Regions from separate parts of the Homo sapiens genome. Here region 1 is linked to region 2. Evidence: chromatin loops called from intact Hi-C (ENCODE). Cell type or tissue: CD14-positive monocyte. All regions are shown on one strand. Each heading gives the region's core, and the rest is flanking DNA. Links, peaks and the distances in the headings are about the cores only. Region 1 overlaps ADAM19 (ADAM metallopeptidase domain 19). Region 2 has its middle 35 kb from the start of ADAM19.

Region 1 (15,802 bases), core at 4,459-12,458, 47 kb after region 2:
CCTCAGCCTCCTGAGTAGCTGGGATTACAGGCATGCGCCACCACACCCAGCTAATTTTCATATTTTTAGTAGAGACAGGGTTTCACCTTGTTGGCCAGGCTAGTCTCAAACTCCTGACTTCAGGTGATCCGCCCACCTCGGACCTCCAAAGTGCTGAGATTACAGGTTGTGAGCCACCGTTCCTGTCCTGCAGTATGCTTGTCTTGTTCCTCCATGAATATTAAGCACCTATTCATAGCATAGTACTTGGCACATAGTTAAGTACTCAGAAAATATTTGATAAATATATGAATGCATTGTTTCTAATATTTGCCTGTCTGATGAATTGGTGTTGGTCCAATAAGATTATTTTTAAAATCTATGTTGACTGCAAGTGCATTATATCGGTATTCTGAAGAGAATGTTAATAATTACTCATAATCACCACTCTAACAGAACAACTATGGCCATCTTTTTATCATTCATATTCTGTATGATTGATGTAGTTAGTTTAGACAGAATAGATTTTGGAGTCCTCAGCCCCATTCCCAGGAACACTACGGAGACCAGTCTGTTTAGGTGTCGGGAAATTACCATTTTGTTAAGATAGTCTGCCGCCAGTATTTGAGTTCTGCAGCGCCCTGAACAAATCTCTCCTATAGTTTAAATTCTCTTTCTTGCAAAACAGGACTCCTCCCAGTCTCTAGTAAAAATACAAAAAAATTAGCCGGGTGTGGTGGCGGGTGCCTGTAGTCCCAGCTACTCGGGAGGCTGAGGCAGGAGAATGGCATGAACCCGGAAGGCGGAGCTTGCAGTGAGCCGAGATCACACCACTGCACTCCAGCCTGGGCGACAAAGCGAGACTCCGTCTCAAAAGAAAAAAAAAACAGGACTCCTACTTCCTACTTCCCAGGGTTGCCTTGAGCATGAAGGAGAACTGGTTTGGGAGAGTGATTTGGGAAGTAGAAAGTGGAATACAAATGTAAACTTGCCATTAGGAAGCTCCAATTAATGTAACTTGATGCAGTGATGCTCTGCGGAGTAGGAGGCAATTTCATATTGACTCTTCACAATAAAGCTGTGAGATGGGCAGGTAGCATCTTTGTCTTCATTTTACAGGCAAGAAAACTAAAGCTCCATGGGAGCAGTATTCATGGGCTTGACCTCCAGAATATGCCCAGAATCCCACCGCTTCATTCCTCTCCACTGATGTCATTCTAATCTGAGCCACCATCATCTCTCACCAGGGCTCCAGCATATCTCTAGCCTGGCCTTCCTGCTTCTGCTCTCACTCTCGCCGCTCTGCCTCACCCCACCCCCATTCTCCACCACGCAGGCAGAGTGATCTTTTTTAAACTTAACACAGATCATATTGCTCTGTATTTAAAACACCCAGTGCCTTCCAAGTCTATTTATAAGAAAATCCAGACACTCTCCGTGGTCTCTGCATTATCAGACCCATGGCTGTCTTGCTGACCACATCTCATACCAACTTCCTCTTTCATTTACTAGCTACCCCTACCTTATGCTTGTTCCTTCAACAGGCCAAGTTCACTTCTGCTCAGGCAGGGCCATTGCACTTGCTGTTTCCTCTACCTGGGGCACTCTTCCCCCACGTTTTTGCATGGCTGCCTTCTGGCTCCTCAGGACTCAAATGCCATCTATGCTGATCATCCTGTTTCAAATAGGCACCTCCTGATAGATGTCTCTTTACTCCATGACCCCAACTTATTTTATTCAGGGTACTTAGCACCATGTGAGAACATTTGTTCATTGTCTGTCTCCCACCTTTACAAGTACAGAGACCTTATATGTCCTATTTACCACAATATCACCGACACCTAGAGTGCCTAGTTCCTAGGAAGTGCCAAGAGCCTGAAATCCAGCAAGTCTTCTAATGACCCAGTGCAGGGGCAGCTCACAGAAAGTGCATGTGTGGCTTAGCTGGGGTATAGAGGTCTGGGATTCCAATGGTTTTGCATCTTGTATTGGCAGGAGGAAGTGAGGAAGGCAGCCCCAAGCTGCAGCATGAACTTATCATACCTCAGTGGAAGACTTCAGAAAGCCCCGTGAGAGAAAAGGTAAGACTCAAAAGACCTCATTTACACTGGCAGGAGTTGACAACTGAGGTTTGGGCTACCTACTCAACTTTCTTAGAATCCCAGTCATCACCATTAGTTCTGTTTCTGGCCCACTCTGTCCTCTGGGTGCCCATTTTGGAGATCACAGATGGGACTTTCCTTCCTTGTATGACAAACTTCTAGAACACTTCCCAATGCTATTAGTTGAGGAAATGAAAATTCACATTAATGCTGACACAAGCTAAGTGCAGATGTGTTGGTGTCACAGAAATCACTTAGTCTTGATTGGAATTCATTAAATATTGTCATTGTTATTTTTGCTCTGCATAATACATACTTCATTTTCTTGAAGGAATAATGTACTTGGAGAGAAAAAAGATAATAATATAAACTATAAACTATTTTAATAAGACGCAGCGTAGAGACCTAGTACTGGGGAATGTATCTTAAAATCCAGTAGGCTCCCCTGGCCAGAACACCAGGAAAACACATAGGCTTTATCAAAGAGATTGGGAAGAAAACAAAAAACACTGTCCTGTTCTTGCAGAGAGGACCTGAGCATTTAGGATATTCTTTGTGGTTCTGGTTTTTGTTTTTTGTTTTTTTGTTTTTGTTTTTTTGTTTGTTTGTTTGTTTTGACAGAGTCTCACTCTGTCGCACAGGCTGGAGTGCAGTGACATGATCTCGGCTCACTGTGAGCTCCGCCTGGCAGGTTCAAGCGATTCTCATGCCTTAGCTTCCGGAGTAGCTGAGATTACATGTGTGTGCTGCGAAGCCAGGCTAATTTTTGTATTTTTAGTAGAGATGGGTTTTCACCATGTTGTCCAGGGTGGTCTCGAACTCCTGACCTCAAGTGATCCGCCCACGTAGTCCTCTCAAAGTGTTGGGATTACAGGCGTCAGCCACTGTGGCCCACTGTGGTTTTGGTTTTTCCAGCAAGTGAGACGTGAAAGAGCAAGAAAGGAAGATGCGGTTGTTGTGTGCCAGTAACCAGCTATGTGACCTGCCACTTGCGAAGTGGTAGATTTTCTTCATTTATAAAATAGTGCTTAGAGAGAATAAGGAGAAAAGAAAGCTGGGGAGAGGGGTTTTTTCTAAGATCTCTTTGGGTTAAAATGATTTGTGATTTATTGGGCAACATATAGGAGCAAGATTATAGCAGGAAAGAGATGTGTCAGGAAAGACTTCAGACATTGTGGCTGTTGAATCTGGAAAGATAAATGGAAAGGAGCAATGTCCAGGATCCTTGAAACTCTGGCCAGGATAATACAGACATGTCCAAAAAGGCTCCAACTTGGATTTACCAAGGGAACCTAACAGTGTAAATTTTAGGACAGACCAAGTGCGATGGCTCAAGCCTGTAATCCCAGCACTTTGGGAGGCTGAGGCAGGAGGATCATTTGAGGCCAGGAATTTAAGACCAGCCTGGGGCACCATACTGAGATCCTATCTCTACAAAAAAAAAAAAAAAAAAAAAAGAAAATTAGCTAGACCTAGGGGTGTGTGTCTGTAGTCCCAGCTACTCTGAAGGCTGAGGTGGGACGATCGCCTGAGCCCAGGAGTTTGAGGTTATAGTAAGATATAGTCGCATCAGCATCACTGTCCTCCAGTCTGAGTGACAATGCAAGACCTTGTCTCAAAAAAAAAAAAAAAAAAAAAATCAGGACAAATAAAAGCAAGTAACATTTTGTCCTAAAGGCAGTAAACGCATGGAATTCATTTCATCAAAAAGTAGGAGAGGCTGAAAATAGCTTCAGGAAAAGTCTCGACAAATTAATGGATGGTCATCCTAGAGCAGATTACTTTTAACAATTAAGATCTTGGGTATTGCAACCTATTCATACCCCCTGAGGAATGGACCTGCTACTTTTTATAGAGGCTTCTTTGTTCTCTCCAGATGTGGATGCCGGGCATCCTCAGGAAGGGCCTGAGAACAAAGCAGAGGACCAGATCCTGTCTTTGTTCCCAACCATTGTCTGCCCAGCATATGGGTCATTGTATTCTGTAGGAATAGTCAGCATAGTGCCTGGCACCGTAACTATTTGTTCAATGAACAAATGAATGAATGTTGAAGAGAGAGAGACTAGAGGCTGGATTTCACTTGGGCCTCTCATTCTCATTTATATAATTAATTCACTCATTAAACATTTTTTTCTTCTCTTTTTCTCATCACTGACTTAAAGCTCACATTCATTAAACATTAACTGAATACTTATACTGTATACTAAATATTATACTAGATCTTAGGGGGAATGCAAATATAGGACAGATTTCCAATACCCTATGGAGCTAAAGATCTATTTAATCTAGACTGAAGGGGAAAGAATTTTTAACCCATCCCTAGGAGAGGTATAAATAGTGGGTCAGCTTACTGTACTTCATAGGAGAGGAGAGCTGATGGTGCCTCTTCTTAATACAGAGTGGAGTTTCATCAGAAAAGCTCATCAGTAGAGCCGGACAGAAAAGCTTCATAGATCCTTAAAATGCAGTTTCATTGTTTTGCTTGAAATGCCCCATAGAAAAAGGGAACATCCTTTTTTAAATATCAGTGCCTGAGCACCTTCCAGAATAGAGAGAATTATTTTTGGATCACCCACATAAAAATAAAGATTACTACTCCTGGCGGGGCATGGTGGCTCACGCCCTGTAATCCCAGCACCTTGAGAGGCCGAGATGGGTGGATCACCTGAGGTCAGGAGTTCAAGACCAGCCTGGCCAACATGGAGAAACCCTGTCTACTAAAATTACAAAGATTAGCCAGGCGCAGTGGTGCACACCTGTAATCCCAGCTACTTGGGAGGCTGAGCATGAGAATGGCTTGAACCCTGGAGATGGAGTTTGCAGTGAGCCAAGATTGGGTCACTGCACTGCAGCCTGGGTGACAGAGCGAGACTCTGTTTAAAAAAAAAAAAAAGATTACTATTCCTGCTGCAGCTTGTGTCTCTTTGGGGGAGGGGAAGATAGTGCTTTGATTTGGGGCAGTATTCATTTTCTGTGGGGGCAGTCACATGGTTACCTACCTCTTGGATGAGGGAATTGCTGTAGCTCTGTTGCTGTGTCGTCTTTCTTTCTTTCTTTTTTATTTTTTTTTTTTGTTTAGACGGAGTTTCGCTCTTGTTGCCTAGGCTGGAGTGCAATGGCGTGATCTCAGCTTACCGCAACCTCTGCCTCCTGGGTTCAAGCGATTCTTCTGCCTCAGCCTCCCAAGTAGCTGGGATTACAGGCATGCGCCACCATGCCTGGCTAATTTTGTATTTTTAGTAGAGATGGGGTTTCTCCATGTTGGTCAGGCTGGTCTGGAACTCCTGATCTCCAGGGATCCGCCCACCTTGGCCTCCCAAAGTGTTGGGATTACAGGCGTGAGCCACCGTGCCCGGTCTGTGTGGTCTTTCTTAAATGCCCACTTGGAGCTGGGGTCCCTGATGCTCAGTGTGATTGGGCAGGGCACTGCCTCAAAAACTCCATAAAGTGGCAAAGGATCTGCAACCAGAATAGGTGTTGGCAGAGCTGAATCAGGGCATGACAAACAGAGAAGTGAATCTCTTAGTGAAAGTTATTGGTCAAACATCTCCCCAGCTTCCTACTTCGGTGGGTTTGAAATGTTCCTTCTTGAGATGAAGTAATACGATTAATTAGGCAATGGCCAGCGTTGCCCAAGAGCCTTTGATCGGAATGTTGAGATCTCATCAGAGCCCTTGGTGACCTCAAAGTCTCAGAAATGCCCAAATCCTAATGCAGAGTGGGGTTTGCAGCGAGGAAGGGGAATGTGCTTAGACGAGGTAGGCTTCTAACCAGAGGTGGCAGAACAGGTGACCTACTTTCTCAGACATGCAAGAAGTAAGCTTTGAGGTCAACCTTAGAAGGGCTAGAAGCTCTACTCTAGCAATGATTTTGTGGATTGAAAGGGACTTCAAGAATTTATCTGCTGGATGAGGTGGCTCACATTTGTAATACCAACACTTTGGGAGGCTGAGTTGGGAGGATCACATGAGCCCAGGAGTTCAAGATCAGCTTTGGAAACATGGTAATACCCCAGTATCTACAAAAAATTTAAAAATACTAGCCCAGTGTGGTGGCATGCACCTGTGGTCCCAGCTACTCAGTATGCTTGAGCCTGGGAGGTTGAGGCTGCAGTGAGCCGTGATTGTGCCACTGCACTCCAGCCTGCACAACAAAGCAAGACCCCGTCTCAAAAAAAGTTGTCAGTTCCTTAGTCCCAAAATAGAGAGCTTATGTTTAAAACACTCCAAAGAATCTGTTCTGTTTTAAATATGTAAATATCCTTTTTTAAAAAAATAATTTATTTCTTCGAAAAAAGTTCAGTAGCCTTAAGTTGAATTGTTGAAGCGTGGAGATTTATTATGACTTGGTTTTTAAATTTCTTTGAAATTCTCCACAATAATAAAGTAAAAAGAGATTAATAAAAAGTTCTTTTCTTAAACTGTGAAAGCAATTGTAAACATGTGGAAAGATGTGCAAAAGAAAACAAAATTAACTCATGATCCCATTAACTATGGTAATGGTTAGGCTTATTTCTCTCTACATTTTTCCCTTTGCGAAGTGTATTTAAATAAAATATTCAGTATTGTATTTTGAGCTTTATGACTAATGATTATTGTGTACATTTTGTCAGTAATTTAACAACTACTTAAAGTTGCTGCTTTTAATGATCATTCAGTGTTCTGTCATATGAATGGATCATCATTTATTTAACCATTCTCTAACAGGTTATATTTAGGACAGTTAGGTTACATTTCATTATTCATTACTTTTTTTTTTTTTTTTTGAGACAGAGTCTCGCTCTGTCGCTCAGGCTGGAGTGCAGTGGCATGCTCTCGGCTCACTGCAACCTCCGCCTCCCAGGTTCAAGCGATTCTCCTGCCTCAGCCTCCTGAATAGCTAGAACTATAGGTGTGCACCACCACGCCCAGCTAATTTTTATATTTTTAGTAGAGACGGGGTTTCACCATGTTGGTCAGGCTGGTTTTGAACTCCTGACCTCAAGTGGTCCACCCGTCTCGGCCTCCCAAAGTGCTGGGATTACAGGCATGAGCCACTGCGCCTGGCCCATTATTCATTATTATAAGTAATAAATGTCCTTATGTGCAAACCTTTGCCTGTGCCTCCATTTATTCCTTTCAAACAGCCTCACATTCCTGAGTCTAAACATTTTTTTTTTTTTTTGAGAGAGAGTGTCTCGCTCTGTCACCCAGGCTGGAGTGCAGTGGCGCAATCTCAGCTCACTGCAACCTTCGCCTCCCAGGTTCAAGCAATTCTCCTGCCTCAGCCTCCCGAGTAGCTAGGATCACAGGTGCCCACCACCATGCCTGGCTAATTTTTGTATTTTTGGTAGAGACGGGGTTTCACCGTGTTGGCCAGGCTGGTCTCAAACTCCTGATCTGCCTGCCTCGGCCTCCCAAAGTGCTGGGATTACAGGCGTGAGCCACTGTGCCCGGCCGAGTCTAAACATTTTTAAACTCTCAGTGCATACTGTCATGTTATCTTTCAGAGAGTTGCCGTCAGTTTAAATTCTCAGTGGTAGGGATTGCGAGTGCCCAGTTTACAGTGGGCATTGTGCATTGTGATTTAGAGTTTTAGATAACCTCTGGCACTTTGATTTTTTTCAAGGTATCTTATTATTTTTAATTTGTTTTTCTGGACGTGGGGAGGTGGTTTATTAGCGATGTCGAACATAGTTTTTGTGCTTATCAACCACTGGTATATGTTAAGTGATCCGTTCTGGATATGTAGCACCTGTGGCCACTACCAAACTGCTTATGTGTAAAATGTATCTACTTTTTGGCCTATAAAACCTTAATTTGAGGATCTCTTAGTTGCTTCCTCTGAGATGATTGGGGTTTTCCAAACGGAGAGCCAAAATGAAATAAGAACCCACTACGAAGAGGATCCCCTAGTATTTTACAAGATAATAGGCAATATGTATCATGGCTTGCCGTGTGCCAGGCACTGTGATACATTATTTATGCTCATTATCTCACTCAATCCTTACAAGATCCCCATCAAATTGACTATTACTATCTCTGTATCATACATGAAGAAACTGAGATGTGGGGAGGCTCAGCAACATGTCCGACTTCACACAGCTGCAGGTGTCAGAGCCGGTGCTTGAATCCAGATCTGACTCTGCAGGACATTTACTGCTGGAGATTGTGTTTTCCAGTGTTTCCCTTCACCGCACCACATACATACACTTACACCACATTGCAGCCTGGAGTTTCTTCTCTATGCCTTTCAGGAGAAAGCAGATGGGGGAAGGATTTGGGTCATTCTGGGATTGAGGTCATTTTACATGTGGGCTGGAAATGCAATTGACCTTTGCTCATTCACTTCCTGTGGATCAATGTTGGAGCGCTGTGCTAGATCCTGTGCCCGACCCAGGGAGCCTGGTGCCGGCTTTTAGGAACTGACATTGTTTTGTTGTTGCTTTTAGCATCCACTCAAAGCTGAGCTCAGGGTAATGGCTGAGGGGCGAGAACTGATCCTGGACCTGGAGAAGAATGAGTAAGTGGACTCCTCCTTTGTCTAAAATGAAACAAATAACTTCTGTGTCAACGCCGGACGCAGGTGTCGCTGTTCTGGAAGGAAGCAGTCAATGGAGTGACCCCAAGCTCTCAGTCCTTGGTTTCTTTCAGGCAGCATCTTGCAAAGCCAGAGCCTTTCCACAGCCTCTTGACTCGATGTGAGATTGCTGGACTGCTAAATGTGTTGCTAAAATTTCCTTAGGCAGTATTTCAGGGGCCCCTGGAGTTCACTGCGGGCACACAGAGGTCTGTGTATGTGTGAGATTAAGGGAGTGGATGGACCAGAGGTCTTTGGCAGCTGCCTTACTAGCGCCAGCCTAGTGTGTGGCAGGAAATGAAGGAGATTAGAGGAAAACAGCAGAGAGGAGCGAGCAAAGCAGGGTGTGCTGGGGCTTGGAGCCTCAGACTCAGATTGTTCCATGTGTTCTGGTTCAGCCGCATCTGAGATTTTGTCAACAGGGCATCGTCAACAGTCTCCTGGCTACATCGGGCCCGGCTCTTCCATCTTCTTAACCTCATTCATCTTGGGTGGTAGCCTGGCTCAGAGGCACTTGCACATTGATTTGCCATCAGATGCAGTCATATCTGGATTCATGTAATGGAGGAGGTGAATGGGCACGATGCATGGCTATGTCTGTGGCTCATTCTTTGGCCATTCCCCATCTACTTAGCCATGAAGAGCTCTCCTTACTTGGCCGGGGGACTCTGAAAACATTTGGTGTTTCCCCACTGACCGTCCCACTTTTCGTTCTGCCACACAGACGTCGCAGATAAGGCTGCGTGGCTTGGAGAGCTGCCTGTCTCCTCTTGGCAGCCTCCAGAACCCCCTGGAAGCCAATGAGTAATCAAATGCATCACTGCCAAGAAAAGGATGAAGAAGGACCTTCCTGTATACAAAAGGATGGGAATAGCTTTTAGGCTTGGGTGGAAAGGGAGAATATAATTTATTCCAAATTTGGGCTTTTTGGGCACTTGCAAAGGAGGATGAGTGCTGTCCCGAGTGTGGTTAAAATACAACTCACAGCTTGTGCAGTGGTGGGGCTTCATCCACATCCTTCCTCTGCCTCCAGGACATGGTGGCCTCGGGAAGCCAGAAAGATGGGGATCACAGTCATTTTTGTTCCTCTCCTCTTGAGAGTAAAGCCAGTTTAGGCTGTGTTTCTTCTCTCCTGTGTCCCTGGAATAGACCTGGCCAGCTGCGTCCCTAGACAGTGCAGCGTCTATTGGCCCTGGATTTTTCCTTGCATTGTCTTCCTTTGGTCCTACAAGAAAAGGCCCTTAGAGGGTTTGTTCTTGACCGTGTCTCTCGGGGGCCTGCCTTTGTTGCTCACGGCAGCTTTGTTCCCATTAACTCTAGTCTAAGTGTTCCCTGTTGTTGCCTGTGTCTAATCTCTCCTGTTCTGCCCCCAGTAGAGCCTGTGGCCCTTCAGCTCCCTCTGGTCAGCCCAAGTGATAGTGTTGGTGTTGTGGGAAAATGCTTAGGAGTTGGACTGGCCAAGCAGGAGTCCCAGGACTCAAGTCTCTATCCTTCCCTCCTATTTTGAAACATTTGCTACAGACCATAGGAAGCTAAAGCAGGAAGATGCCTTAGAAAACACTGAATGGAATGATCTTAGAAAACTCTGAAATTATGGATGCAGAAGTTTTGATTCAGAGAGGGATAGGCATTTGTCTGAGGCCACCCAGCAAGTAAATGAAAGAGCTGAAACTAGGATCATGTGTATTCTTGGTGTGAGTCTGGAGTTACAGAATGTGACCCAGGGCAAATGGCTGAATCTTTTGGAACTTCGGTGTCCTTGTTTATAAAATGAGGGTAATAAGGCCAGCCTCGTGGGATGGTTGTGAGGATAAATGAGGTGAAGTGCAGGAAGTGCTTGCACAGCGCATGGTGAGTGGCCAGCCACTGTTGGGATTTTTATTGTCCCACACTGAGGCTCCAGAGGAGAGCCCGGGGCTGTGGTTCTAGCATCTGCTTTTCCGAGAGCAGCTCTCGTTTCCCATTGAGCCGCATGGGGCTGGATGTGGTTCCTGGCCTCCTTGAATTGGCAGAAGGCAGCAGAGTTGGTAAAAATGGAAGCAGCAGAGCCAAGCAATATGACCTCACCAGGTGTCCCTGGGGGACGGCTTCCTGCTATTTTCATCCAAATTGGGCTTTTTGTTTTGAACATGTGTTAGTGAGCGGAACTCCAACTGCACACGACTTCCTAGTGTGTTTATTTCCCAAAGCCTTCTCATTCATGGTGCGTGCGAGTCCGGATTCAAAACAGCTTTGGAGCGGGGGAGATGATTTTCTAATTTTTCAAATCACTGTGTTGAAGTTTCTATAATCTCATGACATTTGGGGGAAACTAGGCCCTGGGCCAAGCCATTTCTCAGCCTCTGGTTCTTAACCTCCTCGATCAACGTATTCATTTTTTTTTTTTTTTAATCTACGTGCCTCTGTGACATTTCAGGCACCAGTGCAGGTACTGGGGATAAAGCTGTGAATAAAACAGTACAGCCTTTATGGAGCTTCTATTCTAGTGGGAAACAGTAAGCAGACAAGTGAGTGCACCGTCCGTCAGGTGATGGGTGCTGTGCAGGAGACAGAGGAGCATAGGGAGTGGGGCCAGGGGAGTGTGGAGGTAGAATGGGAGCTGCTGTTTCTGAATGGCAGTCAGGGAAGGCCTTTCAGGTGAACTGATACTTGAGTCAAGACCTGAAGGAGGTGATGGAGTGAGCCATATGGGTAGCTGAGAGATGACAATTCCAAGGAGAGGGAACAGCCACGTTCCAAGGCCCTAATAGATGATGAAGGTTTCCACTCTCCCTCTGTACATTTCCCCATACACTGGATTCTCAGGTCTCCCAGGAGCGGTGAGCAAGGGCTTCTGGGACTCTGGGGGGAGGGAGAGGACATTTTAAATTTCTTTTTCATCATCCTGCCGTGTCTGGCCTTCTCCCATCAAATCAAAGCCCACGTATTAATGCATGGCCCAAAATAGCAGTGAGCAAGCCTTTAATGGAATTCACACATGGAGAGATCGCCAAGAATGGTGAGGATGGAAAGGCATGGGGCATGGGCCAGGAGAGGAGGGGGAACACAGCAAAGTGAGCTTCAGCTCAGGCAGCAGACACACTGAGGTGTCCTACAATAGCGCGGCAGCCGGCAGCCTGTCTCTGCTTTGAAGCAACTCAGCAACTCACGGATGACATCCGTGAGAAGCACACATTCTTTTCTCTATTGAGTGCAGGTGAAAAACAGTGACCCTTTAGGGATAATCTGAGCATTGCTTTTGTGTCGGTTATTCCTGTGTTCAGATCCTGGCTCTGCCACTTACTACCTTGTAGCCTCTTTAAGCCTCAGTTTGTGCATCTGGGGTGTAATTATAGTCCCATGTCATAGAGCCAGAGCCACAGGGAGGATGAAATGAGATGGTACAGGTGAAGGACTTAGCAGAGTGCCTTGTTTGTATTCCAAGCTCAAGGTAGCTATGATTATTTCTTGCTCATTGTTTTTAAATTGCAAAAGCAAAGCATGCTCATTGTAAAACATGTAGCAATTCCAAATAAACAAAAGAATGAAAGTTTCCCTCCCACGAGGAAAATCCACTGCTGTTTGGTGAGCAAACCCTGGACCTTTTCTATGCATACAAGAACATGCACATGAATCCTCACAGACACAATCACATACAGACACAGTCACACAGAAGCTGCTATTTTTGTTGGGGAGGGAGGAGCAGAAATGAGATTATGTCAGACATATTGCTCCAGCATTTCCTTTTTTGAACTCAACTGGATGTCATGAAGACAGTCTTCTGCTCTAATAAAGTATATATTACATTGTTTAATATTTATACACACATGTAATCACATAATTTGCAAAGATTGGTGCATAGCTGCTGTTGGAGAAACTTGTGATTGAGGCAGTGTGGTACAGTGGACATAGCATTGACCTCAGAGACAGATGATATGAAATTGGTCAAAAAGCCAGCCAGCTCCCCTGAGCCTCTGCTTTCTCATCTGTAAAATGCAGATTTTGGCCCCGGATAGGCTCTGAAGGCTCTTTCTGCACTACCTCTTTTTTTTTTTTTTTTTTTTTTTTTTTTGAGACGGAGTCTCGCTCTGTCGCCCAGGCTGGAGTGCAGTGGCGGGATCTCGGCTCACTGCAAGCTCCGCCTTCCGGGTTCACGCCATTCTCCTGCCTCAGCCTCCCAAGTAGCTGGGACTACAGGCGCCCGCCACTACGCCCGGCTAATTTTTTGTATTTTTAGTAGAGACGGGGTTTCACCGTTTTAGCCGGGATGGTCTCGATCTCCTGACCTCGTGATCCGCCCGCCTCGGCCTCCCAAAGTGCTGGGATTACAGGCGTGAGCCACCGCGCCCGGCCTGCACTACCTCTTTAAAGGATGCTCTGTGAGTAGAAAAATGCAAAAGAAGTCTCTGCCTCAGGAAATTTGCTCTACCTGTGGAGACATCCTGGGAAATAGTGGGCAGTGGGATAAAGGAAAAAGGTGCCCCAAATCACGGGACCTTGAAGTTGGGGACGAACTTCTAGGTCAGAACCCGCAGGTTCAGGCAACAGAAAATACAAGAAGGGAAACTACAGAGCAGAAATTATAGACTGCTGTTTGCACAACCCACAGATTTGAGCATTAATCCATATTTTTTCTCTATGTTCTTTTCCCCATGTCCTGAGACTACCTCACCAACCCAGGAACCCATATTTGACAAAAACTTGTTTGCTGAAATCAAATGGAATCCTCCTTAGTTAGCTGCAGGCATCCAGGGAGATGAACAGGGTTATGTGAGCCCCAGCGCCATATCCTGTCCTTTCTTGGCTTTTTCCCAAAAGGAGGGCACACTGAATTGCTCAACCAGATTCCTGGATGCTCACTGGGCCGCATTACTAGTGAGCAGGATCACTCTATTACAAGATCACCTTCAAAAGCAAATGAATGGCTCAACTAGTAGGCACTTTGCCCAGAGGCTCTTTGGCCATATGCTTCTGTCTTCTAGTATCTTAAACACATTCTAGGACTCTCATTTCTTCAATACACTGTCCTTCCTCAAGTCCAAATGATGATGGCTTGAGAAAGGGAGAGACGTCCTTTGGTCTAACCCCATCCATTTGTGCTCCAGCCCAGTTAGCTAAAGAGAGATCTTATTTGCTCAAGTTTAGTTAATAAGAACGGGCGTTTGTTTTCTTTTGTGAGTATGTCTACCTCCAAACCACCTGGGGAACAGCAATTGTCAAGGCAGAATTTGGGCATTTAGAGGTTTACTGATTTTAATACCTATCATTACTTCCAACTTTAATCTTTCTTCCTATCCCTAACTTCTTATCAGTCCTTCAGTGATATCATAGGGAAGGAGAAGGCTTTCATTGTCCTGGAAATCAAGCTACAATCTGGAAAATTAACATTCAGTGCTAATGGAGTAATCTAGCTCCCTAACATTCTCGTTTTTCCTCAAGTCCATTATACAATTTGGATTGCATAATACTGGTGGAATTGAGGAAGGGCAGAATTAGCAGGCAGGAAAGGAATTTTTCAGCAACACACGGGGCAGATTAGTTGCCATCTCTTATTCCTGCACTTCTTTTTCAAGGATACCTGGTAGAAATAGTAGCAGACCCAAAGCAAAACTATGAATACCACTTAGGCAGTGGAGCTCTCCCCACCTCCACCCTCCCAGCTTCCTCCCAGGTCAAGAGTAGACTTTAACATCTTACCTAGGATAAAGGACAGCTCTCTTTGACCCTCTCTTGTCAGGAGCTTCATTTGTTGTTGGCAAAATTCAATTTCCTGGATCAAAGAGCAGCTTAGAAAGGCTTAGATGGTATCCCAATGCTCTTAGTAAACCATGCTTCACTGAGTTGCATTTAAATGAGTCATAGACATATGGATTACATTGCACTTAAAATACACATGGCTCAAGAAATTAAAGGATATCATTCTTTAACCAAGTATTTGGCAGATCTAAAGTATTCAAAATGTTTTTCCAAACTCTACTCGCAGCTGGGCTCCCCATTCCCCATGGCTAAGGTTGTATAACCCGGGGAGACAGGTGCTGAGGAAACAGTTGGATGAATGGGTGGGGACACCAGAATTTGATGAGAGCTGCCTGTGGTGTCTGAAATTTTCTTCACATGTTCTTTGGAAGTATGAAGAACTGGTTTAACCCTGCTGTGTTGACGCTGAAGGCAGTGAATGCATGAGTGGATTTAAATTCCAAGTGCTTTGCTAGGCACGTCATTCCAGAGAGACCTGGTAGTCCTGTTTGAGATGTAGTTTCTAATTGTAGCTTTGTAGACTGAGAATGATTTCATTTGCATTTCCCATGTTGTCCCAAATGCCTGGAGTTGCAGAACAAATGGATTGCCAGCCAGTCTGATGTGATTTTTTATAAGCCAAACTCTCAACCCCACCCCAGCATAAGCAGGGTCTCCATTTGCAATGTACTGAATGTTTATGTCTCCCTTCAAATTCTTATGTTGAAGTCCTAGTCCCCAAGGTGATGGTATTAGGAGGTGGGGCCTTTTGGATATGATTCGTTTATGAGGGCTCTGCTCTCATGAATAGGATTAGTGCCCTGATAGAAGAGACCCGAGAGAATTAGCTCACCTTTTCCACCAGGTGAAGACACAGCTAGCAGCTACCATCTATGAACCGGAGAGAGGGCCCTCACTAGACACGAAATCTGCTGATCCCTTGATCTTGGACTTCTCAGACTCTAGAACCGTGAGAAGTAAATTTGTTGCTTATTTGCTACCCAGGTTATGCTGTTTTGTTATAGCAGCCAGAATGGACTAAGATGCCATTATTTCTAAAATATTGGACACATGATATCACTTTCTTAGGGTCCATTGCTTAAGCTCAGACTCAGTAATAAGCCTGGTGATCTGAAGGGATGCAGCTTCATGATACGCTTGTCTAAGGTATCAGAGAGCATCCAAAATTGAAATAGCCTAGATGTGTTGATTCTGAAAGCCTTGTGCACACAAGCCTTAAACATCCTAATCCATAGAGTAGAACAGATTTGGACTTTGGTCCCAGAGACCCTGATTCAATTCCAGATACTGACACTTCCGGTTGGGTGGTCTTTGGTAAGTCACTTGCCTTCTAAGTTTTACTTCTTCATCTGTATTCATAGTAATACTACTTGGCCAGGTGCAGTGGCGCATGCCTGTAATCCTAGCACTTTGGGAGGCTGAGCCGG
Region 2 (15,802 bases), core at 3,370-11,369:
CTGAGTCCATAAAAGGCAGAACCAGCCACACGAAGAACTTTCCTGTCTTCGGGTAGGGGGACCACCCCCATGTCCCCTCTCTGCTAAAAGCTGTGTCATCACTCAATAAAATTATCTGCCCTCCTCACCCTTCAATGTCTTGCCTATCTTCATTCTTCTTGGGTGTGGTACAAGAGCTCAAGAACCGCCCGATGCGGGTACAAACTATCACACAGGTGAGCTGGGGCAGGCCAGCGTGGCTGAGCGAGGTCTGAGCGGGGCGTCACCAGCCAGGGGTCCCCAGCCTACAAAGTGACCAAGAAGAAAAATCCTACATCACTAATAAAGAAAATGAATATTGAATTATTCAGAAGGCTGGCTTATGCAGAGTATGTTATCCAGCTGTAGGGCTTGAAATTACCATGCCTTACACTTGAAGGCAGATTACAGCTGAACTTGTGTGGCACCTGTTAGGAAAGCATGAAATAAGATACAAGGAAGTGTGGGACTCTAAGGGAAATGGAGAAATGTAACTGTTCAAAATTGGGTTGCTTTTATCAGACAGCTTTAAGTTTACTTGGAAGACTCAAAGAAAAATCATCAAAACTGTACCTTTTAGTGATATTTCACTTTACAAACCAGGGAGAGTGCATTTTTCTTAAGATGGAGTGTTTGTTTTAAATTTTCTTACTGTTTCCCCAACAATGATAGACCAATATTGGCCTAGAGTTTTTTTTTTTTTTTTTGAGACGCAGTTTCATTCTTTTGCCCAGGCTAGAGTGAAGTGGCGCAATCTCAGCTCACTGCAACCTCCGTCCCCCCACACGTGGGTTCAAGTAATTCTCCTGCCTCAGTCTCCCGAGTAGCTGGGATTATAGGCTCCCGCCACCATGCCCAGCTAATTTTTGTATTTTTAGTAGAGATGGGGTTTCACCATGTTGACCAGGCCGGTATCAAACTCCTGACCTCAGGTGATCCACCCACCTTGGCCTCCCAAAGTGCTTAGATTATAGGCATGAGCCACTGCTCCCGGCCTGGCCTAGAGTTTTTGGTGCAACACAAAGCTAGGCTGTTTTGGCACAGATAATGTCCCAACTCTATTTTTAGGTGACTCTGAGACACCATCTATGGCAGTGTTTTTCAAATGTGGTCAACGCACCACTTCTAACAAATGACTCTGGATGCTTGTTAAAAATGCAGCCATTCCTCAGACCTATAGAATCAGAATTTCTTGGGCTGGAGCCTGTGAATATGCATTTTTAGTAAGCTTTTCAGGTGATTCTTATGTATATTTACCATTGACACCATAAAATTTTTTTTGACAACACGTAATGCTTGCAAGACTTATTTTCAAATTTTATTTATGAAAACAACATAACAACACTAAAGGGAATTTTCCAAGGAGGAAAAAGCTTTTAACCATCCAGTAATCATTTGTATTTTATGATGCTCTTTCTAATATTTGTTTACATACACACACATTTTTCACATGATTATAATCACAACACATGCACAGTCTTGCATTTTCTCAATATTTTGTCATGAGCTGTTTCTCATACTCCGTGCTTTCATAAATGATCACCTTCCATGTTTGTATAATATTGCTTCAGGCAGATATGCCATAACTAATCATATCAAAGAGTTGGGATTGTCATTTCTTCTAAAGAGATTTCAGAAATTTGTCCTGATAAATGTCAATGATGAGATCTTAGAGTGAGTTCTCTTACTGACAGATGAAAAGGCGGGGTTTTCTCGAAGCAGCCATCATTCCAGTGACATGAAGGGCTTTGAGGCCAGTATTGTGCTGAGGTCACTGTAAATCCAAGCACTGAATAGCTAGGGCCGGCAGACTCATCCCAGGAGGACGTTATTTTTCATTTATTTATTTATTTTTGAGACAGAGTCTCCCTCTGTTGCCCAGGCTGGAGTGCAGTTGAGTGATCTCAGCTCTCTGCAACCTCTGCCTCCCAGGTTCAAGTAATTATTCTGCCTCAACCTCCCAAGTAGCTGGGATTACAGGTCCCCAACACTATGTTTAGCTAATTTTTATATTTTTAGTATAGATGGGGTTTCACTATCCAGGAGGGCTTTAGATCAAAACATGAAGGATGAGAACGAAGATGTGGAAAGAAGGGTGCTTCTTGGTGTCCCTCCTGCCAAGGGGGACATGATACGCATTAGTTCTCCTTGGACAGTCTTTACTATGTGACTTCCCCTGCCTAATTGCTACTCATTCTTCATATCTCAGTGTAGAGGTCTACCAGTTGTTTCCCAATGGCTGCTTTCCTTTTCTTTTTTAATAATAGAACCTGAGTTTTTAGTTATGTACATAGCCATTCTGAATAAAGACTTTGTTTCATCTCCTGAAGCAAGGTGTGACCAAGTACCTAAGTTCTGGACTATAACATTACAAAGGAAGTTTCATGTGCACCTTCCAGAAAATATTTTTAAAGGGAGAGATTATGCCCTTCTCTGCCCTTTTGTCCTTCCTACTGTCAGGAATATGGAAGTGATGGTTGGAATGTGAGCAACTTTTTTGGACCACAGAGGACTCATGCCTAGGAGGGTCAAAAAACAAGATGGGAGCATCACACCAGCACTGGATTACTTTCCTCGGGACTTTTATATGAGAGAAAAATATATTTCTACCTAGTTTAATCCACTATAATCTTGTATTCTGTGTCACATGCAACTGAACCAAATTCTAACTCATTCAGAATTCTTCCTTCCAGAAAGTATTCTCTAATTTTCAAAGGCTAATTGTTCCTGCTTTGTGTTCCCATAGCAATTTTGTTTATATCTCCCCCTAGAATCTAAGCTCCCTGGGGGCCAACCATGATCCATGTCTTCTCCTAGGAACTAGAAAAAGAAGTATACATTGACTAGCAGAGTAACAGATGCAGCCCTGTATTCTCAACCTGACTAATGGAATTCATAGGCTGGCTGGCAAGCAGTGCTTCTTATGTCTGATTGCCCATATAAATTACCACAAAACTTAAAAAAAAAAGAAAGAGGAAAAAAAGAAATTCCCTGAACCACTGGCATTTGAATATTTGGAATGCAACCTGAGAATCTGTATCTTTTAAAGTCTTCCGAGGTGATTTTGAAACCCACCAGGTAATGATTTACAAAATGGAATTTGGGGCCGGGCACGGTGGCTCACACCTGTAATCCCAGCACTTTGGGAGGCCGAGGTGGGCAGATCACAAGGTCAGGAGTTTGAGACCAGCCTGGCCAACATGGTGAAACTCCATCTCTACTAAAAATACAAAAATTAGCCAGATATGGTGGCACACATCTGTAATCCCAGCCATTCGGGAGGCTGAGGCAGGAGAATTGCTTGAACCTGGGAGGTGGAGGTTGCAGTGAGTGGAGATCATGCCACTGCACTCCAGCCTGGGTGACAGGGCAAGACTCCATCTCGAAAAAAAAAAAAAAAAGGAATTTGGGAGCTAAGGGATAACATCGGGATTTTCCTCCTATCAACATCCCATTTTCCTTTCCTTTCTTTCATGTCACTTTAAGAGCTAATCGTCCAGTCCCTTTCCAAAGTCAAGCTTGAAGCAATTGTTGCACTCTGAGAACGGTTCCCAACACATAGATAAATGAGTGGTGAGAGACTGAACAGGGAGGTTCAAACATCATTGCAGGAGGGTTTTCACACTAATAATACATATAAGCATAAAAATAATTTCATTTTTTCTGGCCAGAAGTGTTGGCTCATGCCTGTAATCCTAGTAATTTGGAAGGCTGAGGCAGGTGGATCACTTGAGTCCAGGAGTTTGAGACCAGCCTGGGCAATGTGGTGAAACCCCATCTCTACAAAAAACACAAAAATTAGCAGGCATGGTGGCACATGCCTGTAGTCCCAGCTACTCAGGGGGCTAAGGTGGGAGGACTGCTTGAGCGTGGGAGGCAGAGGCTGCAGCGAGCCGAGATTGTGCCACTGCACTCCAGCCTGGGCAAAAGAGTGAGAGCTTGTCTCAAAAAAAAAAAAAAAAAGAATTTTATTTTTTTCAAAGCACTCATTATTACCTGTAATTGTCTTATTTCCTCACTTATCTTTTCCCCACCAACCCCCACTACTAGAAGCTCCAAAAGAATGGGAACATTGTATCTCTTGCTTGATGCATTATCCCTAACACCTACCACTGTGCCTGCAATGTATTGCACACTCAGTAAATATTTGTTGAATTAATTAGTAGAAGGTACACTTTATTAAGCACCTAGTATATGCCAGTGTATTTGATGGTTTATGTGATTATCTCACTTAGTCCTTACAACAAGCTTGTAAATAAGTGTTATCATCTTTATTTAGCCAATAAAAAAATCGAAGACTTACAGAGGTGAAACAACATATCCAACACCACCCCGCAAGTGATGAAGAATTAAGACCTGAACTCAAGTCTGTCTGCCTCCAAACTCAGCACTCTTTCTGCTCTACCACGTTAACTTTGCTGACAAACAATCCTGGGGTAAGATCCACGTCAAGTAGAACTCTCAGGTTAAGTCCTTTCTTCCATAGATACAAACGCCCTGTCCAGATCCTGAGCTAGCTTAGGATTGGAAGAAAACATGAAAGGTAGCTAGCTGCAAGATTAAAGGGGCCACCAAGGCATCCCTAATTCCATTGCCACCTGCCAGAGCACAGTGGATCCCTGCTACCTTGCCTGTCTGCTTGTGATAACCACCCCCATTCCTGCCTGTTCTTTTGAGAGATCCTCCGGTTCTGGTGCGGCTGATCACAATAGTGCACCCGGTCACAGTGACTGGCCCAGGGCTCAGTGTCCTACCCAGCAGGCCAGTCAGAGCCTTCACAAGGATTTTTCTAAGTGGACTTTCCAGGGCAGGCAATTTTGCTTTCCTCATGGAAAATGATTCTCTAAGAATGTGAGTCTGGATCTACTTGTGGCCGTGTTCTCTGGGGTTTGGGTAAAACCCATCTTTGGGAGGAGCAAATCATCGCAACACAGAAGCAGAGACAGGAAGACATAGAGCCCGACTGTGTTTGAGTCTTTGGTTCCATTTCCTGCAGGGCTCATCCTCACTGGTTCTTGAACAGTTCTCTAGTTCAAGGTTTTTGTTTTTGTTTTTGGTTGTGGTGGTAGTGGGTTTTTATTTATTGCGAATTAGTCTGGACAAACTCAGGGACATATAAACAGGCCCCTCGTGTGACGCAAGAAGCCAGTCAAGGAAGTCCCTGAGCCTACTCTGGCTGGGAGGCTGCCTGATAATGATTAAAAAAAAAAAGAAGAAGAAGAAGAAAAAGAAGCCAGTCATCATCTTGAAGCCCAGGGAATGCTTTTCATACTGCACATTTTTCACCTATCAGCTTTGGGATCAGGCATATCTAGGAAAGACTCCTGGCTCCATCACTTTTAGGGCTGTGTGACACTGTGTAAGTAACTTCGCCTCTCCAAACTTCAGTTCTCCGTACAATAAGAATAATAATTGTACATACCTCACAGGATTGCTGTGGAAGGTTAATGATTATACACAGTATTGGGTGATAATAAATACTAATGTGTTTGTCATTATTATTAGCAGTAGTTATGTTCCAGTATTTCCCTCTTGTGTTATTAGCAATAGATCAATGCCTCCCCTCTCTGCTCTATTTTATATGTCTCTGGGACACCCAGCTGAAATCCTCCAAGCTGCTAGAACAAGGCCAAGCTTGAAAAAATGATTAGAAGGGAAATAAGTTTATCTTACTTAAGTATCCACTTGCACTAGTGTTTAGCTTCTCTCTCTCCTCAAGATGTGATGAGACAATTGTTAGGAGGGTACTGGCCACTACCACCTCCTCATGTTTGTATAAAGTCATTCAGAACACTTTGCTTTCTCCTTTGAGCTTCATGAAAAACACAAGTGAAAGGTGAACAAACTGAGGCCCAGTGAGGAGCAATTGACGTAAACAGCTCCTCTTAAACGGAAGAGCAGGACCCAGGTCTGCCAGAAAAGAACCTAATAATTTACGCTAGCTAGCTCCTGCCTGAGAGTGCTGCATACTCTCACATAATGGTGCCAGCATGGTGCAGAAGGTCAACTTCTGACTCCCTCTGGCCTGACAAGATTGTCCGGAGAACTGACGGATCCAGATTCACTCTCACTTGCCAAGCATCTTACTGAGAAGGTAAAAGGATCAAGCAGGTGATTTCATGGAGCTGGGTAGAAGCTACATGAGCACAGGCCCTGTGCTCCTGCTGCCCAAGTCTTGGGTAGGACCACACACATCTTGCAACAAATGGGCAGAGATCAGAGTAACCCTGAAGTAGATAAAGATGCTGAATATAAACAAAGATGATTAAAGAGGCTATGGATTCAGGACACTGAATTTTGCTGCAGTGAGAGGAACCCTGGAGTCAGCTTTCTAACAGCCTGGCCATGTTTAGTTTATCAAACCTGGGCAGAGCAAAAGCCTCGGGATCCACTCACTCCATCAGAAACAAGTCTGAACAAGCCAGGTACTGTCCATCCGATACCCAGGCGTTTTGACGGTTCCTCTGTGGCCACCAGCCAAATGTAAATGGAGAATTCCAAGTCATCCATCATGCTTTAGCCACGCACGAGGTTAATGCCCTGTCTTTTAAAAGCACACAAAGGGCCATTTGAGTAGGAAAGTCCCACCAAATCCTGCTGAAACACCCGGCCCACTTTCGGATCATTTTTCTGAAGTGTCTTGGTTTGAAGGCACAGCTGTTGCTGAGATCCCTGAAAACAGCCTGCTGTTCTCTGTGGAAGCTATGGTAGATTAGTGTGGTTCAGCTGAGATACAGTCAAGCCCTTCAGACTGCCCCTTCCTCCAAATAACAAGCTGCTGACAACCTGATGTGGATTTTTACCAAAGAATCCATGTTTGCTTGCCTGCAGGCAAAGCTGGGTGTAGATTGAACTTCATGCGTGACTTTAGGCATGTCATCTCTCCTCTGTGGGCCTTGAGTCAAGACAGGAATGGATCCCACTCCATGCTGGAAAGTCCACTAACAAATGTGCATTTAGCACTTCTGCTTTCCAGGAGGGTAATGAATAAATGTGGCCTTCTCTGAATCAACCCCAGTAGAGTGGCTTTCGGAGTTCCCCAAAACATGAGACATAAACCAAGGACAAAGCCAGGATCAGGTTTATGCCTGCAACAGCTGTGGCTTTCAGATTGTTTCAGGTTGAAGAGGCTGAAACAACAGCTGCAGATCTATTCTTTGTCCTTGGGCTTGGACATAATGGGTGCAAATACAATTGAGACACCACCACCATGGCCATTTTCTGCTTTAGTAAATCCTAAGTTATGTCTTGGGGTCTGTGAAGTAAGATGGAAAATTAGTCATTCAGTGCAACCTAACCAAAAATGAATACATGTAGTTAGGTACCCCCAACCCCTATGACTTTCCAAATTCAGATTAATATTTTTGCTTAAAGATGTGCCAGATTCATAGAGTTGTAAGAGCCCTTTACATTATGGAGTATACAGGAAGTGGATAGCCTTTCTAGGTCATTCCTCATTCTCATGTCTCTAGCAGACATTGTTAGTGGGTCACAGAGCTCTCACCTTCTATCAGACATTCCTTCTCATCACAGAGGTGGTCTGGGCAGTCCCGGGCAGTGATAAGGGGTTCGTACTCAAGATAAAAGTCGTTTGCCGTCCCTGACCTAGCCCAACTCATGCATCTGCTTTCCACAGATAGAAAACAGGGCCAGAGATGGGAAGAACCCGGCCAATGCCACAGAATGAATCAGTGAATTTGTGGGAAGCTAAATAAAAGGCCTAGAATTCTTACAAATGTCAAGGAAAAACCATATTACTGCTTACTTTGCCTATTGTGCTGTATTTGTTCTCTCTTTCGGTTTTCTAGATTATTTGAATTGGCTTTTCCTAATTTTCTGTTTTTTTTCCTTATCTAAAAGCAATACTCACTCTATAGAAGTACAAATAAATGAAATGAAAAAAAAAACCCACTCAAATACTCACACATAATAAAACCATTGGTGAGTAAGGTCTATATACCTTTTCTATATATATATATATGTATATAGATATTATCTGTAATATGGAAATAATTGAAGCTTCCTTCTTAGAATTTCTGGTTACAATAAATCCTTAACAAAAACACGATTTCAGGCCAGGCACAGTGGCTCATGATTGTAATCCCAGCACTTTGGGAGGCTGAGGTGGGCGGAATCACTGGAGGTCAGGAGTTCGAGACCAGCCTGGCCAACATGGTGAAACCCCATCTCTACTGAAAAAAAAAAAAAAAAAAAAAACAAAAATTAGCTGGGCATGGTATGTCTGTAATCCCAGCTACTCAGGAGGCTGAGGCAGGAGAATTTCTTAAATCCAGAATGTGGAGGTTGCAGTGAGCCGAGATTGCGCCACTGTACTTCAGCCTGGGTGACAGAGCAAGATTCCTTCTCATAAAACTAACGTGTTTCTGAAGGCGAACAAAATAAAAAAACAAACCACTATTTGTGGGGAAGGGGGGGATGAACAGAGGTTGTCTAATGGGTCTGAACATACAGTTAGATAGAAGGGAATAAGTTCTAGTGTTCAATAGTAAAGTAGAGTGACTACAGTTAACAATAATTTATTGTATATTTCAAAATAGCTAGAAGAGAAAATTTGAAATGTTCCCAACACAAAGAAATGATAAATGTTTGAGGTGATGGATATGCCAATTACCCAGATTTGATCATCACACGTTATAAGCCTGTATCAAATTATATGTACCCCATAAATATGCACAATTATTATGTATCGATTTAAAAATTGTACTTCAGGTCATACCCTCGAAATGGACCTACACTGCACATATTGTTTTGTGACCTGCTTTGCATAAATGTTCATCAATCATAATGTCTAAATATGTATTTAACTTCCGTTGTTAGTCATTCAGACAGACTGTTACCAAATTTTTGTTACTCTCAGTAATATCCAGGAGAAATCTCTGCTCACAAATGTAATTGTTTTCTTATGAAAATTTCTAGAGGGAATCTGGGTCAAAGGGCAAACACATTTTAAGGACTTTTGACACATATTGACACATTGCTTCTCAATAACACTCAAAGCACAGGACCTGCAGTGTATGAAAGATGAAAGGAGATGCCTTTTAGCAGCTTCTTCATCACGGGGTAGGGTATCATCACTTCTGCTGTTCTCTTATTCTCCTGTCTGTATGCTTTGTGTAGCAAGGTGGAATGTAGGATTCTCAAGGGTGAAACGGCATTTTTGCTGTATCCATGGTGGATGTAACTGAATGCATAACAGTGATAGTAATAACAAATTAATATTCGTGTAGAGTTTACTAAGTGGTAGGCACCAGGCATCAGCTCCTAGGGTTGACAGCTCATTTTGTAGGGGAAGCTCAGAAAGGAAGAGCAACTTACCTGATGCCACACAGGGACAGAGCTCAGCTAAGCCTGACAAGAGCCTGCCCCCTAAGGCCCTTTGCTATGCCGCCTCCATGTAAGCAGTGCAAATAAATATTTGTGCATAGGTTGAATCATTCGTTATTTTCCTCTGGTAGAACAACACGAGAAACTCAGAAGGAGGCAGCCATAAAAATGGGCTAAAAAATGCCAGCTGAGTTCTCCCGGTCAGTCCTGACTTGAATAGTCCCAAAGGATTTGAGCAATGCTAGGTTTGAGGCTATGGCCCGAGGGAGTATTTTAATGAAGGGTTTCTTATGACTGAGAACTCTAAGAAGGAAGCTTGAATTATCCCCGTATGAAAATACAGCCATCTAAGATTATCAGTGGCATTTCCTTTTTATAGTGTTTGGCACTAATAATAGCCCCAAACTCCTTAACCCAACTTTCCAGCTTTTTAAAAGAACAGTACTTAGGAGAATGTCTGAACGCTGGGACTGACGGGACTTATTCCATCTAGTGCTTTCTCCCCGAAGGAGAAGGGGAAGGGGGCTCGGGGTTGATGGCTGCCTGCCTGCGTGCTGTGAGCCTAGATTCTTAAGGAAGTGAGGTGGGGCACGTGAGTCTGGAGGAGGAGAAAGGCCATGAGGTTTTTTATGGAGAACTCAGAACCAAGTCAGCAATGATCTGTCCTGGGCTCCAGGCCCTCTCTCCATGCTCCGTGGCAGCCCTGTTCCCGTTAGGCCCGTGGTCAAATTTCTAATAGGGGATCTGAGAAGCAATTGGCCAGCCTCTCCGAGCGCGCCTGAAAGGTCTTCGCAAAGCTGAGAGCGATTTTACAAACTAATGTGTTTCTGAAGGTGCCCTGTCCTTTCTCACTTCCATGTTTCTCCCACAGCATACCTGGTAGCAGGCCCTCTTCCTGCCACGTGCTTGTGGAACAGTTCATTACGTTTCAAAGCTACTTCTGTAAAAATCATTTTTTGAGGTACAATCGACATATATTAATATATCTCCATTTTAAGTGCACATACAACTTGATAATTTTTTTTTTTTTTTTTTTGAGACAGTCTCACTCGGTCACCCAGGCTGGAGTGCAGTGGCTCAATCTCGGCTCACTGCAACCTCCGTCTCTAGGGTTCAAGAGATTCTCCTGCCCCAGCCTCCCAAGTAGCTGGGACTACAAGTGCCCACCACCGACCCAGCTAATTTTTGTATTTTTAGTGGAAACGGGGTCTCGCCATGTTGGCCAGGCTGGTCTCGAACTACTGATCTGAAGTGATCTGCCCATCTCAGCCTCCCAAAGTGCTGGGATTACAGGCATGAACCACTGCCCCCCGCCACAACTTGGTGAATGTTGACAAACGTCTGCACCTGCCCCAATCAAAATTTAGAACATTTCCATTCCCTCAGAAGTCTCCTGCCACCTCCAGCCAGTCCCCTCTCTCACCCCAGCCCCAGGCAACCACAGATCTTCCTGTCAGTATAGCTTAGTTTTGCCTTTTCCGGCAGTTTCACATACGTTGACTCATAGAGTTGTTTCTGGTTTCCTTCACTCAATATAAAGAAAGGAATCATCAATGTTGTTGCATATATTAATAGTTTTCATATTACTGGGTAATAAACTATTGTGTGGATGTACCACAATCTATCTGGAATTTGAGTTATTGCCAGTTTTCGATTGCTATGAATACAGTTGCTATGCACATTCATGCACAAATCTTTTTGTGGGCATATAGCATATAGGAAGTATGTGGCCTTTCTGGGTCATTCTCATGTCTCTAGCAGACATTGTTAGTGGGTCACAGAGCTCTCAATTTCTATCAGACATTCCTTCTCATCACAGAGGTAGTCTGGGCAGTCCCTGGCAGTGATAAGGAGTTTGTACTGAAGACAAACGTCGTTTGCCATCCCTGACCTAGCCCAACCCATACATCTGCTTTCCACAGATGGAAAACAGGGCCAGAGATGGGAAGAACCTGGCCAGTGTCACAGAGTGAATCAGTGAACTTGTGAGAAGCTAAATAAAGGGCTTAGGTGATTCATTTCTCTCAGGCTAGTAAATACCTAGGAGTTGAATTGCTGGGTCATAGGGTAAGGGATAAATAAACTGCCAAACTGTTTTCTAAAGCTGAATATTCTTCTAAGTGATATCTCACAGTGGCCTTACTTTACAATTCCGTGATAACTAATAATGTTGAACATTTTTCATGTATTTGCTGGCCATTTATATATCATCTTTTTTGAAGGGTTTGTTCAAATCTTCTTCTTCTTTTTTTTTTTTTTTTTTTGTGAGTTGCCTTCTTTCATTGAATTTTAAGAGTTCTTTATGTATGTTGGGTACAAGTCCTTTATCTAATATTTGCATTGCAAATATTTTCTTCCAGACTGTGGCCTGCCTTTTCAGTTTCTTAATAGTACCTTTCAAAGTACAGGCAATTTTTAAATTTTAATGAAGTCTAATTTATCTTTTTTTTCTCTCTCTTATGGTTTATACTTTTGTGTCCTGTCCAGGAAATCTTTGTCTACCATAAGACTGTAGTTTGTGAACATTTTCTCCTATTTTTTTTCTAGAAGTTTTATAGTTTTAGCCTTTACTTTGTCAACCTAAAATAATAAAATTTAGAAAATATGATTAAATGTAGAGTTTTTTTGAGCACAAAGCTTGAGGACAGCCACCCAGGAAGCACAAATTTGAAAGATGGAATTGTACTGTTGTGCTCTGAAGTGCAGAAGTTTGGGGTGGTTTACATAGACAAAGTTTAGGAGAAAAAATCAGAATTTTAACTTTTTTTATACAAGGCTTTTTTTTTTTTTTTTTCCTGAGACAGACTTTCATTCTGCAACCTAGGCTGGAATGCAGTGGCACCATCAGCGTTCACTACAGGCTCGACCTCCTGAGATCAGGTGATCCTCCCACCTCAGTCTGCTGAGTAGCTGGGACTGCAGGTGTGTGCCATCATACCCAGTCAATTTTTTATAGACACAGGGCTTCGCCGTGTTGCCCAGGCTGGCCTTAAACTCCTGGGCTCCAGTGATTATCCCACCTTGGTTTCCCAAAGTGCTAGGATTCCTGCTGTGAGCCACCATGCCCGGCCTTATGTAAGGCTTAATGCATAATTACAATGGTCTGATTGGTGAAGGTCATCTTTTTCTTTCAGGAAAGATATACTGAACATTCCATACTGAAGATGAAACAGTCATGAGGTCTTTTGCGCCATCTGGTTTGAGTTAGGTACAGAATAATGCAGGAGACAATCTATAACAAAGGTCAGTGATTAGAAGGGGAGGACATCTGGTCTCTGGTCTCTCCCAGTCATTTATAGCACAAGAACAATGAGAAAAGAGAGTTGATCTATAATCTAAGAAGCAGAAGTTGCAACTACATGCTAAGTGACTCAGATCACCAGTTCTCTCTCAAGGTTTAAAGTCTTTTTGGAAGCCAGGTGTGGTGGCACATACCTATAATCCCAGCATGCTGGAAAGCCAAGGTGGGCTGATTGCTTGTGCTCAGGAACTCAAGACCAGCCTGGGCAACATGGCGAAACCCTGTCTCTACAAAAAAATACAAAAATTAGCCAGGTGTGGTGGTGCGCACCTATAGTCCCAGCTACTCGGAGGCTGAGGTGGGACTTTGCCAGAAAAAAAAAGTGCTTTGGGGGTTCCAACAGCTTTTGAATGTATTTATGTTCACAACTTTTGTCTCTATTATTTATTTCAAATTAATTTTTGTGTATGATGTGAGCTAAAGGTCGAAGTTCATTTTTTTCATATGGCTGTCCAGTTCTTTCAGTACCGTTTATTGAAAAGATCATTCTGAGCAGCAACATGGTGGTTGGCAAGAACAAGTACCTTACGAAAGACAGCAAAAAGGGAGCCAAGAAGTGGCTGATCCATTTTCTTTTTTTCTTTTTTCTTTTTTTTGAGACAGTCTTGCTCTATCCCCCTGGCTGGAATACAATGGTGTGATCTCAGCTCACTGCAACCTCCGCCTCCCGAGTTCAAGCAATTCTCATGCCTCAGCCTCCTGAGTAGCTGGGATTACAGGTGCCTGCTACCATGCCTGGCTAATTTTTTTTTTTTTTTTTTTTGAGATAGCGTCTCACTCTGTTGCTCAGGCTAGAGTGCAATGGCACGATCTCGGCTCACTGCAACCTCTGCCTCCCAGGTTCAAGCAATTATCCTGCCTCTGCCTCCCAAGTAGCTGGGATTACAGGCGTGTGCCACCACACACGGCTAAGTTTTTGTATCTTTAGTAGAGACGGGGGTTTCACCATGTTGGCCAGCCTGGTCTCAAATTCCTGACCTCAGGTGATTCACCCGCCATGGCCTCCCAAAATGCTGGGATTACAGGCTTAAGTCACTGCGCCCAGTCTAATTTTTCTATTTTTAGTAGAGACGGGGTTTCACCATCTTGGCCAGGCTGGTCTTGAACTCCTGACCTCAGGTGATCCACCTGCCTCGGCCTCCCAAAGTGCTAGGATTACAGGTGTGAGCCACCACCCCTGGCTGGTTGATCCATTTTCTAAGAAAGATTGGTACGATGTGAAAGCATGCTATGTTCAGTAGAAGAAATACTGGAAAGACACTGGTCACCAGGACCCAGGGAACCAAAATTGCACCTGGTAGTCTGAAGGGTCGTGTGTTTGAAGTGAGTCTTGCTGATTTGCAGAATGATGAAGTTGCATTTAGAAAATTCAAGCTGATTACTGAAGATGTTCAAGGCAAAAACTACCTAACTTCCAAGGCATGGATCTTACCTGTGACATGGGGGAGAGAGTGGAATTTAGCCTAAGTCAGCCTGGTCCCAAGGTTCCTTAATCTGGAACTCTAAGGCCTTTTTAGAATATTATCTTAATTGTCTGCTTGTCTGTTGAATGAAAAGGGATCCATGTAGGCCTCACGCCTGTAATCTCAGCACTTTTGGGAGGCCGAGGCAGGTGGATCACCTCAGGTCAGGAGCTCTTGACCAGCCTGGCCAACATGGTGAAACCCCGTCCCTACTAAAAATACAAAAAATTAGCCAGGCCTGGTGGCAGATGCCTATAATTCCAGCTACCCGGGAGGCTGAGGCAGGAGAATCGCTTGAACCCAGGAGACAGAGGTTGCAGTGAGCCGAGATCGCCCCACTGCACTCCAGCCTGGGCAACAAAAGTGAAATTCCGTCTCAAAAAAAAAAAAGAAGAAAGAAAGAAAGAAAGAAAGAAAGAAAGAAAGAAAGAAAGAAAGAAAGAAAGAGGCTCCATATAATTGGTATTGGAAATTTCTCCTCAGTCATCCGTAACTATCAAACTGTTAGTGCAATCCTGAACTAAAGGTCTTTAATTATGACTTTGTTCATCACAAAGGTTTCCGACTCTTTGAAAAAGACAGAACATCATTATTTCTTCCGACAAGTGCTTCTTCAAATGGGATCCCAATCCTTAAACCTTGCAGGAATATTGACATTGGGAGGAAGCCAGTGCTCAGCCCCAGTTAGTATTTCTCATCTTTAGGTAAACTTCTCCTTTTAAAGCTGTTTCCTGGGCTTTGCTTTTTACTTAGAGAACTTTGGTTACAGAGAACACATGGGAAGGGTTTTGCGACTGTACTAATCAATAAGCTTCAATAGGTGGGATGGAAATGATGGGCTTAAGTGGTCCCTGGAGACCCTCCGTGAGCCAAATGCACTTTCAAGATATCTACAACAGTGGCTTTTTTCCCGTCTCTGTGCCTGTGTCATTTACTATTCCTAGTTTTAAACCCATGTCTCTATTCAGAGAAAAAGACTACCTTGTGCGTTTGTTGCACTTTCTTTGAGATGAAATTTTTCCGGCCTTCAAAGAAAACCCTTTGATTTCCAGCCTCTGAGTCATAGTTTTCATATACTATTGAAATCACTCACAGTCTGTGAAAAAGGATGTGCGGTTATGGAGGAGAACTGTGGCCCAGGAAGTAGCATGAATCATTGAAATGTGGTGCATGGAGAACCACCCTCCATGGGCAGTAAATTCCCTCTACCCCCTTCCTCTGCCCTCAGCATCACCTCCCGCTGCCTGCTCCGGCAATTGGTCTAACATACAGGCTCATCAATATGTGTCTGAGTTAGTTGCCAACATCAATTGTTCGCACCTGTATAACTCTCTGTAGTTTGCAAATATTTTGAATCATTTATCGACATCTGCACCTGTTCATTCAGTAAATATGAATTTAGTAGTAACAGTAATATTATGGGCCCACCATGAGACAGTTCACCAGACATCAAACCTATGGTAATTATCAAGAGTTATAAGTCATGGTCACTGCCAAGATGGAGTTGGTAGTCTAGGGCGGGGATTTTTTTTAACATAATTCAGTGAAATTTAGTTGAATTGTAATGTAAAATGTATTTCCTACTGAGGATCACAGTCAAAAACATTGGAAACACACTGGTTTAGTGGAGGCTATTGTCAAAAGCCCCCAAATCCGTCCTCCTCATGGCCATCAG

Evidence for each region. Hi-C counts contacts between places; a loop is a spot of excess contacts. Peaks named below come from ENCODE experiments on the same cell type or tissue, not always from the same donor. Only the 100,000 strongest peaks of a DNase experiment are listed, where the experiment ranks them.
Region 1: a loop joins it to region 2, with 1.9 times the contacts of the local background. A loop is called at or near these places in 9 of 110 quality-filtered maps.

What each region holds. Positions count from the first base shown.
Region 1 is chr5:157,557,153-157,572,954 of GRCh38, reverse strand. ADAM19 (ADAM metallopeptidase domain 19) reads left to right here. Exons shown (of 23, transcript NM_033274.5): 2 at 1,975-2,060; 3 at 8,512-8,582. Among named protein-coding and RNA genes, the nearest start is that of ADAM19, 11 kb to the left of the region's middle. RefSeq lists a silencer at 1,100-1,394 and enhancers at 1,356-1,475, 1,656-1,705. In CD14-positive monocyte, for the core only: CTCF peaks have their summits at 8,408 and 8,615; DNase peaks (open chromatin) are centred at 5,674 and 8,644; H3K4me3 peaks cover 3,372 bases; H3K27ac peaks cover 2,958 bases.
Region 2 is chr5:157,602,998-157,618,799 of GRCh38, reverse strand. No RefSeq gene overlaps it. Among named protein-coding and RNA genes, the nearest start is that of ADAM19, 35 kb to the right of the region's middle. RefSeq lists enhancers at 6,864-6,923, 7,104-7,183. In CD14-positive monocyte, for the core only: no CTCF peak of the experiment used is centred there; DNase peaks (open chromatin) are centred at 5,159, 6,989, 10,819 and 11,339; H3K4me3 peaks cover 742 bases; H3K27ac peaks cover 1,480 bases.